2 separate regions of the Homo sapiens genome follow, and region 2 is linked to region 1. A link is a contact called in ENCODE Hi-C or POLR2A ChIA-PET data. All regions are on one chromosome and are shown on one strand. Each heading gives the region's core, a stretch centred on a gene start or an enhancer-like site at or near the end of the contact. The rest is flanking DNA. Distances are from core to core; before and after follow the strand shown.

Region 1 (7,066 bases), core at 3,138-5,637:
GGGGAGATGGGGCCCTGTGGCCTGGATTAACAGCAAGCTGAGATTGGGCTGCGATGAGAGGGGACAGAATTAAGCACCCCCGCTGATTCTGATCAGAGGCAGGAGAGCCTGTAACATGCATGGAATACTCCAGAGGAAAAGCCTGTGGGGCTGAGTCTCAGGGTGCACGCTGTGCCAGGTACCCCACGTACCTTCAGAGCTGCAGCCAGGAGGCGGTGGGTGAAGTTGTGTTGTTGAGGCTTCTCCTTCCGAATCCGCTGATATTGTTTCTGCTTCTTGGATCCCGAAGATTTGTCAGGTGGAAATCCATTTGCTTTTTGGCCTATAAGGAAGGGCCATGTTGTTCTCCAGTTACTCACTGATAAGCATTTACTGCCCACCTATGATGAGCCAGGCATTGAGTGGAACAGCAGGAGATTAACCAGATATGGCCCTTGTCTTCTGGAGGAGAATGAGTGTGATATGGGCAAAAACAGAGGCTTTGGCTGGCTGGGTATGGTGGCTCATGCCTGTAATCCCAATGCTTTGGATCATTTGAGCCCAGGAGTTCGAGGCTGCAGTAAGCTATGATCACAACACTACTGCATTCCATCCTGAGTGACAGAGCAAGACCCTGTCTCAAAAAAAAACAAACAGAAAACAGAAACAAAACAGAGGCTTTGGAATCAGACCTGGGTTTGGATTCTGTCTCTACTACTGACTGACTACTGAGGAGGCTGTTTACAGTAAGTCCACAGAGCACCTTCATGTAGAGTGGAAAAGGCGCACTCTCTGGGTTGGGTGATGCTGCTGGGCGGGTACACAGCACGGCCAGTGGAGTGTGGATCCTTGGCCAGACATCCCTATGTAGGGAGTAATGTGCACAACCATCTCTAGCGGCCCTGCTTTGGGTAAGTTAGTGAATTGCTCTGGACCTTGGTTTTTTTTTTCTTTTCTTTCTTTCTTTTTTTTGGAGACAGAGTCTTGCTCTGTCGCCCAGGCTGGAGTGCAGTGGCGTGATCTCCGCTCACTGTAGCCTCTGCCTCCCAGGTTCAAGCAATTCTTGTGCCTCAGCCTTCCAAGTAGCTGGGATCATGGGCGTGCACCACCATATCCAGCTAATTTTTTTTTTTTTTTTCAGATGGAGTCTCGCTCTGTCACCCAGGCTGGAGTGCAGTGGCGTGATCTCAGCTCACTGCAAGCTCTGCCTCCCGGGTTCACGCCATTCTCCTGCCTCAGCCTCCCAAGTAGCTGGGACTACAGGCGCCCGCCACCATGCCCGGCTAATTTTTTTTTGTATTTTTAGTAGATGTGGGGTTTCACCACATTAGCCAGAATGGTCTCAATCTCCTGACCTTGTGATCCACCCGCCTCGGCCTCCCAAAGTGCTAGGATTACAGGCGTGAGCCATGGCACCTGGCCCCAATTTTTTTGTTTTTTTAGTAGAGATGGGGTTTCACCATGTGGGCCAGGCTTGTCTCCAACTCCTCACCTCAAGTGATCTGCCTGCCTTGGCCTCCCAAAGTGCTGGGATTATAGGCGTGAGCCACTGTGTCCGGCCCAGCCTTGGTTTTCTTAAAGAGAGGTTGAGAACTGGGGGCGGTGGCTCATGCCTGTGATCCCAGCATTTTGGTAGGCTGAGATGGGAGGATTGCTTGAGCTCAGGAGTTCGAGACCAGCCTGGGTAACATAGTGACACCCCATCTCTACAGAAAACTTTAATTAGCTGGGCATGGTGGTGTGCGCCTGTGGTCCCAGCTATTCGGAGGCTGAGGAGGGAAAATTGCTTGAGCCCAGGAGTTCAAATGCAGTGATCGTGCCACTGTATTCCAGCCTAGGCGACAGAGTGAGATTCTGTCTCAAAATAAATAAATAAATAAATAAATAAAAATAAGGGAGATTGAATTGGATGAGATATCTACAAAGTGACAAGCAAAAGTACCGAACACAAGCATTAAAGGCTCTATGGAGGCCGGGTGCGGTGGCTCATGCCTGTAATCCCAGCGCTTTGGGAGGCTGAGGCAGCTGCTGGATCATTTTTTTTTTTTGTTTGATACAGAGTCTCGCTCTGTTGCCTCAGTCTCGATCTCCTGACCTTGTGACCTGCCCGCTTCGGCCTCCCAAAGTGCTGGGATTACAGGCGTGAGTCACCATGCCCGGCCCGGCAGCTGGATCATCTTGATGCCCAGGAGTTCCACCAGTCTGGCCAACATGGTGAAACCCCGTCTCTACTAAAAATACAAAAATTAGCCGGGCGTGGTGGCAGGCGCCTGTAATCCCAGCTACTCAGGAGGCTGAGGCAGGAGAATCACTTGAACCCAGGAGGTAGAGGTTGCAGTAAGCCAAGATCGCACCACTGCACTCCAGTACCTGAAAGAACTCGGGGATGAGAAGTCAACATCTGTTGAGTCCTGTGCGGGGGAGTGGAGCCAGTCACTTTTGTAAAAGATACTTAATTGAGTCACAAAGCTGGCATGTGGTAAATGACTGCAGATGCTCCCCAATTCCAACAGGAAAAAAGCTCCTGGGCCCTGCAAACAAACACAGCCACAATCTGTCCTCTGCTTCCTTCTCTCCAGGCATGTCTAACAAGCCCCCCTCCTCACACTTAAGTCATACCAAATGCTGTTTGGGGACTCCTTGCCTTCTCGGGTATTGCCATTGGCAGGAATGTCTTTTTTCCTTGGCCTTCTGGCAAACTCTTCTTCTAGAACCATCCTTTGAGACCCCACACTACCTCATGTGCCCCCTATTCTCAGTAATGATTTCCCTAACAACCACCTCCCCCATAAAAGAACAGGACTCGGCCAGGCAGGGTGGCTCACGCCTGTAATCCCAGCACTTTGGGAGGCCGAGGCAGGTGGATCACAAGAGGTTAGGAGATTGAGACCATCCTGGCTAACACAGTGAAACCCCGTCTCTACTCAAAAAATACAAAAAATTAGCCGGGTGTGGTGTCGGACGCCTGTAGTCCCAGCTACTCAGGAGGCTGAGGCAGGAGAATGGCGTGAACCCAGAGGCGGAGCTTGCAGTGAGCCGAGATCCCGCCACTAGACTCCAGATTGGGCGACAGAGCAAAACTCCGTCCCCCTGCAAAAAAAAAAAAAAAAAAAATGCAGGGCTGGCCGGGCACAGTGGTTCACGCCTGTAATCTCAGCACTTTTGGAGGCCAGGACGAGTGGATCACCTGAGATCAGGCGTTCGAGACCAGCCTGACCAACGTGGCGAAACCCCGTCTACTAAATATACAAAAATTAGCCAGGCGTGGTGGTGTGTGCCTGTAGTCCCAGCTACTCGGGAGGCAGAGGCAGAAGAATCGCTTGAACCTGGCAGGCGGAAGTTGCAACGAGCCAAGATTGTGCCACTGCACTCCAGCCTGGGCAAGAAGAGCGAAACTCTGTCTGAAAAATAAATAAAAAGAGCAGGGCTGCCCACTGACTCTCTGGTGTTTCCCATTTCTAGTACTAACCTCTTCTATGAAACTTTTCAGAGACAGGCTCTTGCCGTCACCCAGGCTGAAGTACAGTGGCGCGATCTATCACAACTCACTGCAGCCTTGAATTCCTGGACTCACGACACCCTCCTGCCTCGGCCTCCCATGGAGCTGGGACTACAGGGGCGTGCACAACCACACCCAGCTAATTTTGCGTAGAGATGGGGTCTTGCTATGTTGCTCAGGCTGGTCCCAAACTCCTGGGCTCAAGCGATCTCCCTGCCTCGGCCTCCCAAAGTGCTGGGAATACAGGCGTGAGCCACTTCGCCTGGCCTCAGTGAAACTTATTTCACCGTGTTTTTCACTTACATATTTAGGTGTTCATAATACAGATGTACTTCTCCTTTACTGGACTCCTTACAGAAAAAGACCCCAAAGCCTATCACAGGGTCATAGATGCCCAGTAAATGCTGCTGCACATCACAGAATTGGTGCTTTTTCCGAGATCGCGGCCACGGAGCAGGCTGAAGAGTTTACGGTGCTCTCCTGGCCACCCCGGGGACGGCCTGGCCTCGGCCACAGAGAAAGCCGCAGTAAGGGGCCCAGGTTGGAGCCAGTCCCGCCCCAGGAGGTGCGCCTAACCCGGCAAGGCGGGTCCCCGTCTCTGGAAGCGAAGCTCACGTTACCAGAGGAGAAACTGAGGCCCATGGAGTCGCCGGGCCCCACCAGCCGCGGGCCCAAACCGCAGGTCGGACCACGAGGAGGCCGGGAGCCGGGACACCGCGGGCCGCCCCCACCCGACCCGGCCCCACTTACAGGCGGGCCGGCCGCTCCTCTCCTCCCCCGCGCGCAGCCACCCCCGCGCTACCGCCGCCGTCGCCATCAGGGCCAGCAGCCCAAGCAACACCGACAGCCCCATGAGCTCCGACATCTGCGAGAGCTCCATGTTGGTGGAACCACTGCCACCTCAGCTAGTGAGTACGCGGGCGCCCGCACGGCTCTGCCGGGCCGCGCACGCACGCGGGGGCGCGGCCTGGCCGTTGGGGAGCCTCAAGCGGCTGGGCCTGGCCGTTAGAGCGCCTGGGGGCGGAGCCTGGTTGTTACAACGCCTTCAGGGCGGGGCCTGGCCGTTAAAGCACCTCAAGGGGTGGGGCCCGGCTGTTGTGGCGCTCGAGGGGCGGGGCCTGGAGTTAGAGCATCTCCACCCGCCGAGCCTAGTTATTAGAGCGCCTCGAGAGGCAGAGTCTGGAGTTAGCGCGTCTCGAGGGGCGGGGCTGGGTTGTTAGAGCGTCTCGAGGGGCAGAACCCGGAGGTAGAGTGTCTCGAGGGGCGGGGCCTGGAAGTAGAACATCTCGAGGGGCAGGGCTCGACCCTTGGTGCGTTTCGAGGGGCGGGTCGCCTGGCGGTTGAGATTGCAGGGCTGCGGAGGGCGGAGGAAGGCGGGATTTGCGATCACTGCTCACGCCTCCTCCTGAAGAACTCACTGATAATTGTTTATTAAAGGCATTATTCCAGCCATCACCACACTGGATCCTTTCAAGGAAGCGGGGCGGGGATTATTATTACCATTTAACGGATAGGAAACTCAGCATCAGCGAAAGTTCAGATGGGCTTTTAAGGAAGAGTAGGCCAGGCGCGTGGAGTGGAACAGCCTCCGCAAAGACCTGAGAAGCTGGGATGTGGGAAATGGCTAGAGGGGCGGAAAGGTCTGGGGGACGTTGAGCGCTGGCTCCATCCAACAAGCTGCTCATTACAGGGAGAGGTGGGGCAAAAGCTGTGTCTGAGGATTCCCTGGATGGACCTTTGTGTGAAAAGACCAAAATCAGAAAACCGGCAGTGGCTTCAAGGATCCGAGAGGGAGGTGACGAGGGCCTGGATTTGGGGCTGGCCTGGCAAGTCGAAAGTTAAAAGGGAGAATTTTTAATAGAAAACTTATTTTATTTATTTATTTATGTATTTACTTTTGAGACGGTTGCCCAGGTTGGAGTGCAGTGACGCGTCTCGGCTCACTGCAACCTCCGTCTCCCGGGTGCAAGAGATTCTCCTGCCTCAGCCTCCAGAGTAGCTGGGATTACAGGCGCGTGCCACCATGCCCTGCTACTTTTTGTGTTTTTTATAGAGACGGGGGTTTTGCCATGTTGGCCAGGCTGGTCTCGAACTCCTGACCTCAGGTGATCCACCTGCTTCGGCCTCCCAAAGTGCTGGGATTACAGGCGTGAGCCACCATGCCGAGCTGGGAGATTATTTTTATTTTTTATTTTTTGAGATGGAGTCTCGTTGCACTGTCGCCCAGGCTGGAGTGCAATGGCGCCATCTCTGCTCACTGCAACCTCTGCCTCCCGGGTTCAAGCGATTCGCTTGCCTCAGCCTCCCGAGTAGCTGGGATTACGGGTGCCCGCTAGCATGCCCCGCTAATTTTTTGTATTTTTTAGTAGAGACGGGGTTTCGCTATATTGGTCAGGCTGGTCTTGAACTCCTGACCTCGTGATCCGCCCGCCTCAGCCTCTCAAAGTGCTGGGATTACAGGTGTGAGCCACCGCGACTGGCCCAGACCAGGAAATTTTTTCATAGAAAACTTATTTTTTTTTTTGAGACAGAGTCTTGCTCTATTGCCCAGGTTGGAGCGCAGTGGCGCGATCTCGGCTCACTGCAACCTCCGCCTCCTGGGTTTATGCCATTCTCCTGCCTCAGCCTCCCGAGTAGCTGGGATTACAGGCGCCCGCCACCACGCCCGGCTAATTTTTTAAAAATATTTTTAGTAGAGACGGGATTTCACCGTGTTAGCCAGGATGGTCTCGATCTCCTGACCTCATGATCTGCCCGCCTCGGCCTCCCAAAGTGCTTGGGGGATTACAGGCTTGAGCCACCGCGCCCGGCCAGAAAACTTCTTTTAAGGCCGGGTGCGGTGGCCCATGCCTGTAATCCCAGCACTTTGGGAGGCCGAGGCGGGAGGATCACCTGAGGTCAGGACTTCGAGACCAGCCTGGCCAACATGGTGAAACCCCGTCTCTGGCCAACATGGCGAAACCCCGTCTCTACCAAAAGTACAAAAATTAGCTGGGCGTGGTGTCCCACGCCTCTAATCCCAGCTACTCGGGAGGCTGAGGCAGGAGAATCACTTGAACCTGGGAGGCAGAGGTTGCAGTGAGCCAAGATTGCTCCACTGCACTCCGGCTTGGGTGATAAGAGTGAGACTCCATCTCAAAAATAAATATAAAATAAATAAAAAAAGAAAGAAAGAAGAAAACTTCTTTTAAAATAATTACAGCCGCCAGGCACAGTGGCTAAAGCCTGTGATCCCCAACACTTTGGGAGGCCAAGGTGGGAAGATTGCTTGAGCCTAGCAGTTCAAGACCAGTCTGGGCAACATAGCAAGACCCCATCTCTATAAAATAAATAAATAGGCTGGGTGTGATTGCTCACACCTGTAATCCCACCACTTTGGGAGGCCCAGATTTTAGCCCAGGAGCTTGAGCCCAGCCTGAGCAACATAGTGAAACCCCGTCTCTACCAAAAACTACAAAAATTAGACGAGCGTGGTGGCACATGCCTGTGGTCCCAGCTACTTGGGAGGCTGAGGCAGAAGGATCACTTGGACCCGGGAGGTGGTTTTGCAGTGAGCCGTGATTGCATCACTGCACTGCAGCCTGGGTG
Region 2 (7,066 bases), core at 2,958-5,457, 1.1 Mb after region 1:
TGTATTTTTAGTAGAGACAGGTTTCACCATCTTGAGACGGAGTCTCGCTCTTTTGCCCAGACTGGAGTGCAATGGCGCGATCTCAGCTCACTGCAACCTCTGCCTCCCCGGTTCAAGCGATTCTACTGCCTCAGCCTCCCGAGTAGCTGGGATTACAGGCACATGCCACCATGCTCGGCTAATTTTTTTTGTATTTTTAGTATCGATGGGGTTTCACCATGTTGGCCAGGCTGGTCTCAAACTCCTGACCTCGTGATCCTCCCACTTCGGCCTCCCAAACTGCTGGGATTACAGGCATGAGCCACCGCGCCAATCACATGCTATTTCAAAGCAGTCAACGAAGCTCTAAGCCCAGAGTCTAAGCGAAGATGCATCTGAGTTGGTGGAAGTGCTCACGTGGGGTCCAGATCCATCTCTAGCTTGGCCAAGGCCCATTTGACCTGGCTTTGTTTCCCACCAAACAGAAGAATGGAAAAGTCACATCATATGGACGCTTATCTGAAGACTAAGCTAAACATTAACAAAAAGAGAGGGGGAAATAATTGAAATAACATGGATGGTTCTGCCAGCTGTTGGACTCTGTACTTATGTCCTGACTGACCATGAGCTGAGAGCCGCAAATCTGCTCTTGCTGAAGCCCCAATCCAGTCTGCATCTCTTGGTATATGCATCCTGTGATTCTAGTATTTTTTTTTTTTTTTTTGAGACGGAGTTTCGCTCTTGTTGTCCATGCTGGAGTGCAATGGCATGATCTCGGCTCACAACAACCTTTCCCTCCCAGGTTCAAGCGATTCTCCTGCCTCAGCCTCCTGAGTAGCTGGGATTACAGGCATGCGCCACCACGCCCGGCTAATTTTATATTTTTAGAAGAGATGTGGTTTCTCCATGTTGCTGAGGCTGGTCTCGAACTCCTAACCTCAGGTGATCTGCCTGCCTCGGCCTTCTAAAGTGCTGGGATTACAGGCATGAGCCACTGTGCCCAGCCCGATTCTAGTCTTTAAAGGAGGATTTCCTGGCTGGGTGCAGTGGTTTACGCCTGTAATCTCAGCACCTTGGGGGGCTGAGGCAGGCAGATCACTTGAGGTCAGGAATTTGAGACCAGACAGACCAACATGGTGAAACCCTGTCTCTACTAAAAATCCAAAAATTAGCCGGGCATGGTGGTGCATACCTGTAATCCCAGCTACTCGGGAGGCTGAGGCAGCAGAATCGCTTGAGCCCAGGAGTTGGAGGTTGCAGTGAGCCAAGATCGCACCATGCACTCCAGCCTGGGCACCGGAGTAAGACCCCGTCCCCTCCCAAAAAAATCAATAAATAAAATAAAGGAGGACTTCCTACTACATCATTTTTAGACACAAATCAACTATTATTTTTCTTCTGTTGCCCAATCCCCAAAACAGTAATCTGATCCTACATTTGAAAAAAAACCTGGGCCCAGTGCAGTGCCTCATGCCTGTAATCGCAGCACTTTGGAGGCCACGGCAGGAGGCTTATTTGAGCCCAAGAAGTCAAGACCAGCCTGGGCAACATAGTGAGACCCGTCTCTACAAAAAACGAAATTAGCTGGGTGTGGTGGCACATACATGTTGTCCCAGGCATTTGGGAGGCTAAGGTGGGAGGATGGCTTGAATCTGGAGTTGGAGGCTGCAGTGAGCTGTGATCGAACCACTGCAGTGCAGCCTGGGTGATACAGTAAGACCCTGTCTCAAAAACAGGAAAAAAAAAAAGTAAAACAAAACCCCAGCTTTGCAGAGAGATAGTATCCAAAGTGATTTATAACAATGGCCACAATTAATGTAGTATCTATGCCACTAAGATGAAGGAGAAATTGGTTGACAAGTGTTCCAACAAGCCGCAGTGAGCCAGACCTTAATGAAGACAGAACACGCAAGATCTTTATGACTGTAACACATGAATTTGAGGGTTACAAACCTTAATGGCAAAATGCTCAGAAAAACGCTTTGTCTGCATACACATTGCCTCAACAGAGACAGCTTTCTGACTAGAGGTAATTCAAAACCAGCTCATGTTGACCTAACCGTTTTAGGAATTGCTTCAGTCTCAAAGAAGTTGGAGTTGTTTATGAAGAGGCAGCAAAATTCCACTGTGGGCCCGGTGCGGTGCTCACGCCTGTAATCTCAGCACTTTGGGAGGCTGAGGAAGGCAGATCACTTGAGGTCAGGAGTTCGAGAACAGTCTGGGCAACATGTTTAGTAGAAACCCGTCTCTACTAAAAATACAAAAATTAGCTGGGCGTGGTAGTGCACGCCTATAATCCTAGCTACTCAGGAAGCTGAGGCAGGAGAATCACTTGAACCCGGGAGGTAGACGTTGCCGTGAGCCGAGATCGCGCCACTGCACTCCAGCGTGGGTGACGGAGCGAGGCTCGGTCTCAAAAAAAAAATTCCACTGTGAACCACTAAACAAATTCATAGAAGAAAGGAACTACCTTCCAAACGTTTTCACGATGATAAGAGTCATCTTGGCTAAATAAACTTCTGCCTTGCTAACTCACTTTGTAACATCCCCCCAAATTCTACTCCACGACTCCACTATACCCAGGAAATCCTTTCCCTGACCCCTCCAGGTGGAGAAACCACTCTCTCAACAAAAGATACTCACTGAAGTCCACAGCAGCTGAAATCTGCATCTCGTAGGCTGGCTGCTCTTACTAGAGTGAGTTATAGGCTTCTCAAGAGTTAAATTTGTTCCTAAATATATGCCAGTGGCACGTGGTATTGGGAATAGAGAATTTAATTAAATATTACTAAATGTCAATGAAATACAAGTGCAAAAAGAAAGTTGCTCTTGTGCAAACTTAATGAATGACTTTCGAGACAATCGACAAAGGAGAGTCACAATCTTATTAGGCAAGGACCGAAGGGATCCTAGACATTGTCCGGGAAATCGCAAAAATTCAGGCTTCTGTAATCAGATTGCTTCTCCGGTGAGCTTTACGCTCTCCATGTATTTTTCAAAAAAAATCCAACATGAAAATTCTAGAGGAGGCTTTATTGGGTGCGGTCTGTGCAAGAGAGACGATGGGGAATGCCAATCGGAGAACCCAGATTGAAAGGAAAGGTTTTTGGAACCCACATCAAAAGACTGGCTGCTCGGAAAGTTTTCTCGCTAGCGACAAAGGCTTGGAGGCTGGAAAAAGCGTCGTGGTCGCCACCTACCGAGAAGCGGCGGGTGGGGGGAGGATGGCCGTCGTGGCCCGAATCCCCAGTGGGTGGTACTGGGTGGGGGGGCGGGCGGGAATCAAAAAACCACTCAATCTCGTGCTTTACATAAACATCTAAAAATCGTCGGCCTCGGGGTTGTAAAGTTTTGGAGTTTAACTTAGGTGAACAGTAATGTCTCTCCATTTTCAAAACCCACCGGCTAATTCAAGTTGAGAAGCAAAAAATAGTGGTAGGGGGAGGAGTTTGAGTTAAATCGCATCGCGGTTGACAGAACAAAACAGGAGCTACGAGTCAGGATTTCTGCTCCCACTCCCTTGCAAGTTTCCTTCCAAATCCTGAGGGAGAGATAGAGGCGGAGGGTCTGGGGGAGGAATTAAAACACAAGGTCTCCTCCCCTCTCGCCTGTCCGAACTTGGGGGCAACGGTCTCTTTGGAGGCCAGCTTGGAAAACACTAGAGAGGAGTTCTTTGTGTCCTGGAGGGTGGTGCAAGGCGGAAGGACTCCCCTTTTGCAGAGCAAGGAGGGCGACGGCCCAGCCCGGGGCTCCCCGGCTTTTGCAGCTTCCCTGCCTCGCAATTTGCAAGGAATGTGGGGTGCAAGAGCAAGTGGCGGACTTGGACGGCGGCTGGCGCTCGGTGGGGACGACGCCGGAGCCACCACCCGTCCAGATTTCCGTTTCTGCACCCCGGCTCCCCTCCCCCACCCGGGCGGCCGCGCAGGCCCCAGGTGCAGCCATGTTCTCGCTCCCACCACCCTCGCCTCCATTGACAGCCCTTGCTGGAGAGGGCCGGGCGCCGCGCTTGCCTCGTCCTCGGGTTCGGGGCTAGCCGGCGCGGTGCTTCCTGGGAGTTGTAGTCCACGACCGCCGCCGCCGCGTTGACGGGGAACGCATCCGAAACTACAACTCCCGCTGGGCGGCGCTGCGGATGCGCAGGCGCAACGCGCCTTCGAGGAACAAAAAAAAAAAAAAAAAAAAAAAAAAAGAAAAAAAAGAAAAAAAAAAGGAGGAGGAGGAGGAGGGTGAGAGAGAAGCTGGGAGAGCAGAGAAAAGGGGCCACCGGTCGCCCCCCCGCTTCCCCGCACGCGCTCTCCAGCCGCGGCCGCCCGCCTGCCGCGGTCACCCCGGCCTCTGCCTCTGTCCCCCAGTGATCGGATCAAGGCGCTGAGCGAGGCCCTGCCTGCGGGGCGGCCATGCGGCGGTGACAGGAGCGCGACCGACACGCACGGGCCCCTCGCCCCCTCTCGCCTCCCGTCCGCTCGCCAGCTCCCCTCAGCCGAGGCTGCTCCGCGGCGGCCGCAGCCCGCGCGCGGCCCACACTCGCCTCCCCTCGGCACCCCCGGCCCCGGAGCTGCCTGGAGGCGGCCGCACTCGGGTGAGTCCCTCTCGCCTCATCCCCGCGCCCCCCGCCCCCGCCTCGGGGGCCATTGCGAGCGGGGGCCTTTATTAGAGACTTTGCCCCGCCGGGGCCTGCAGGGACAGGGGCCTGGGAGCCGCGGCCCGCCGCGCGCGGTGTGGGGCCTTGGGGGGCGCCCGTGCCGCCTCCCCCTACCCCCACCCCCACCGCCTCGCCGGGTCTCGAGCCCCGCCGGCCTTGGCAGTGGCCGAAACGAGGCGATGGGGGTGGGGCGGCACGGACGCGGTCGCGGGGGACGACAGTGGCACGCGCGCGCCTCAGTGCGCGTGGGGGAGGGGCGCGCGCGCCGACCGGCGTGCGGTGGGGGGGCGCCTCGCGCGTGCGATCCCGCGCGCGAGCGAGCGAGCGGCCCTGCGGGCTGCGCATGCCCCGCCGCGCTGATTGGCCGGCTAGGCGGTGCGGGGGCGCGCGCGGTGCCAGGCCCGAGCCGTCGTGGGGTCGCGCTCGCCTGGTGTATCTGGGGCTCCTGCGCCGGGGCAGCAGACGCGCGGGATTGGCCAACCGGCGCGGGGGCGGGGCCGCGCGTTGCCTGGTAACTGCGGCGGGCGGGGGAGCGGGAGCGCTGTCCCCCGCCCCGCCCCGCTCCCAGGTGGAGTCCGCAGTGGGCTTTGTCCCGGGCCGGCCCGGCGCGCCTGCCCCGCGGGGCCTGTTCTTTGGGGGAAATAAACACAATGACCGGAAGGAAAACTTCAGCTTTAGGCCATGAAAATTAAGCCGTCTGGGTTCAGCCAGCACCCAGACGACGGGAGTGCAGAGGAAGAAGGAAAATGAAATGGAAAAAGCTGTCTCCTTCCCGCTCCCCGACTTCTCCACTTTTTCTTAATCCAGCTTTTGCTTTTTCGTGTAGCGAATTTTGTCCTCCCTAGGTTATGGATTTGCGCTGATTTGCGGCTGGGGATGTTCACAGGTGGGGTGCTGTTGGAGTAGTGTCCACTCTTGGCGATGCGCAGCTCTTGCTGACTACTGACCTCCTTTTTTTAAAAAAAATTATTTGTGGAGATGCGTTCTCACTTTGTTGCCCAGGCTGGTCTTGAACTCCTAGGCTCAAGCGATCCTCCCACCTTGGCCCCCCATAGTGCTGGGATTACAGGTGTGAGCCATCGCTTTCGGCTTAATTTTCTTTTTTTTTTTTAGAAACAGGGTCTCTCTGTGTTGCCCTGGCTGAAGCGCAGAGTGGCACAATCATAGCACATTGCAGCCTCCAACACCTGGGCTCCAGCGATCCTCCTGCCTCAGCCTCCTCAGTGGCTGGGACTACAGGCGCATGCCATCATGCCCTGCTAATTTTTTTTTTTTTGAGATGGAGTCTCACTCTGTGGCCCAGGCTGAAGTGCACTGGTGTGATCTCGGCTCACTGCAACCTCTGCCTCCCGGGTTCAAGCCGTTCTCCTGCCTCAGCCTCCTGAGTAGCTGGGATTACAGGCGTGCCCACCACGCCCGGCTAATTTTTGTATTTTTAGTAGAGATGGCGTTTCACCATGTTGGCCAGGCTGGTCTCCAACTCTTGAATCAAGCTGAAAGCAATCGGCCCGCCTCGGCCTGCCACCAAAGTGCTGGGATTACAGGCGTGAGCCACCGCCCTGGGTCACGCCTGGCTAATTTAAAATTTTTTTTTAGAGATGGGGTCTTCTTGTGTTGCCTAGGCTGGTCGGGAACTCCTGGACTCTGGTGATCCTCCCGTTTAGGCCTCCCAAAGTGGTGGGAGTACAGGCTTGAGCCACCACGCTGGGCCTCATCTCTTTTAAATTCAACTTTGCCGCAGACAATGGCTTGATCAGCCAACAGTGCAGAGGAGAAGTCTCCAGTCCTTCAGGGAACAAAAGGGGAAGTTAGTTTGCAAATGAGAACGTGCAGGTAGAGTGCCCTGCGGAGGCGGGGTCTTCTCCCCAGGCTGAGGCCTGTGGTGTGGGATGACCGATTTTATTTCCTGCTACAGGATTTTTCTGTGGCTGCTACCTTGGCTTTCGTTTCTCCTCCTCCTTGAGATCTTGGTCTTTTGGCTGGAATGACATTTTTCAGCCTATGGAAATCTTTCTTGCTCATATGCAGCCACTTCCTTAAGGTCTTCTCTTTTTTTTTTTTTTTTGCTGCTGTTGTTGAGAGGGTTTCGTTCTATCCCCCCAGGCTGGAGTGCAGTGGCGCGATCTTCGCTCACTGCAACCTCCACCTCCCGGGTTCAAGCGATTTTCCTGCCTCAGTCTCCCCCGAGTAGCTGGGATTACAGGCGCCTGCCCCCAAGCCCCGCTAATATTTGTATTTTTAATAGAGACGGTGTTTCGCCATGTTTGTCAGGCTGGTCTTGAACTCCTGACTTCAGGTGATCCGCCTGCCTCGGTCTCCGAAAGTGCTGGGATTACAGGCGTGAGCCACCGCTCCCGGCCTGTGGTCTTCTCTTATATTGCATAGTCAGAGTTTGTTCCTTCTTAGTCTCCCAATCAACTTGTGTGCCCTTCCTCGCAGGGCACC

What was found. A loop is a pair of places that touch in the nucleus more often than their neighbours do. ChIA-PET counts read pairs that join two places held with the same protein, here RNA polymerase II (POLR2A). Pooled maps may share reads with other maps.
Region 2: a pooled map shows a loop between it and region 1 (18-fold over the local background). The contact joins the promoter of GTF2I here to the promoter of TBL2 in region 1. A Hi-C loop is called at or near these places in 2 of 37 single-sample maps with no recorded cell type and 10 of 50 pooled maps. POLR2A ChIA-PET finds 5 or more read pairs at or near these places in 1 of 52 experiments (CD8-positive, alpha-beta memory T cell).

The regions. Positions count from the first base shown.
Region 1 is chr7:73,574,192-73,581,257 of GRCh38, forward strand. TBL2 (transducin beta like 2) reads right to left here and starts at 4,388. Exons shown (of 7, transcript NM_012453.4): 1 at 4,229-4,388; 2 at 192-322. The coding sequence starts at 4,358. RefSeq lists a silencer at 4,000-4,639 and an enhancer at 4,970-5,039.
Region 2 is chr7:74,653,511-74,660,576 of GRCh38, forward strand. It overlaps GTF2I (general transcription factor IIi), which reads left to right and starts at 4,208. Exons shown (of 35, transcript NM_032999.4): 1 at 4,208-4,558. RefSeq lists silencers at 3,758-3,917, 4,288-4,467, 4,488-4,777, 4,848-5,367 and enhancers at 3,998-4,117, 4,138-4,187, 6,138-6,367, 6,638-6,777.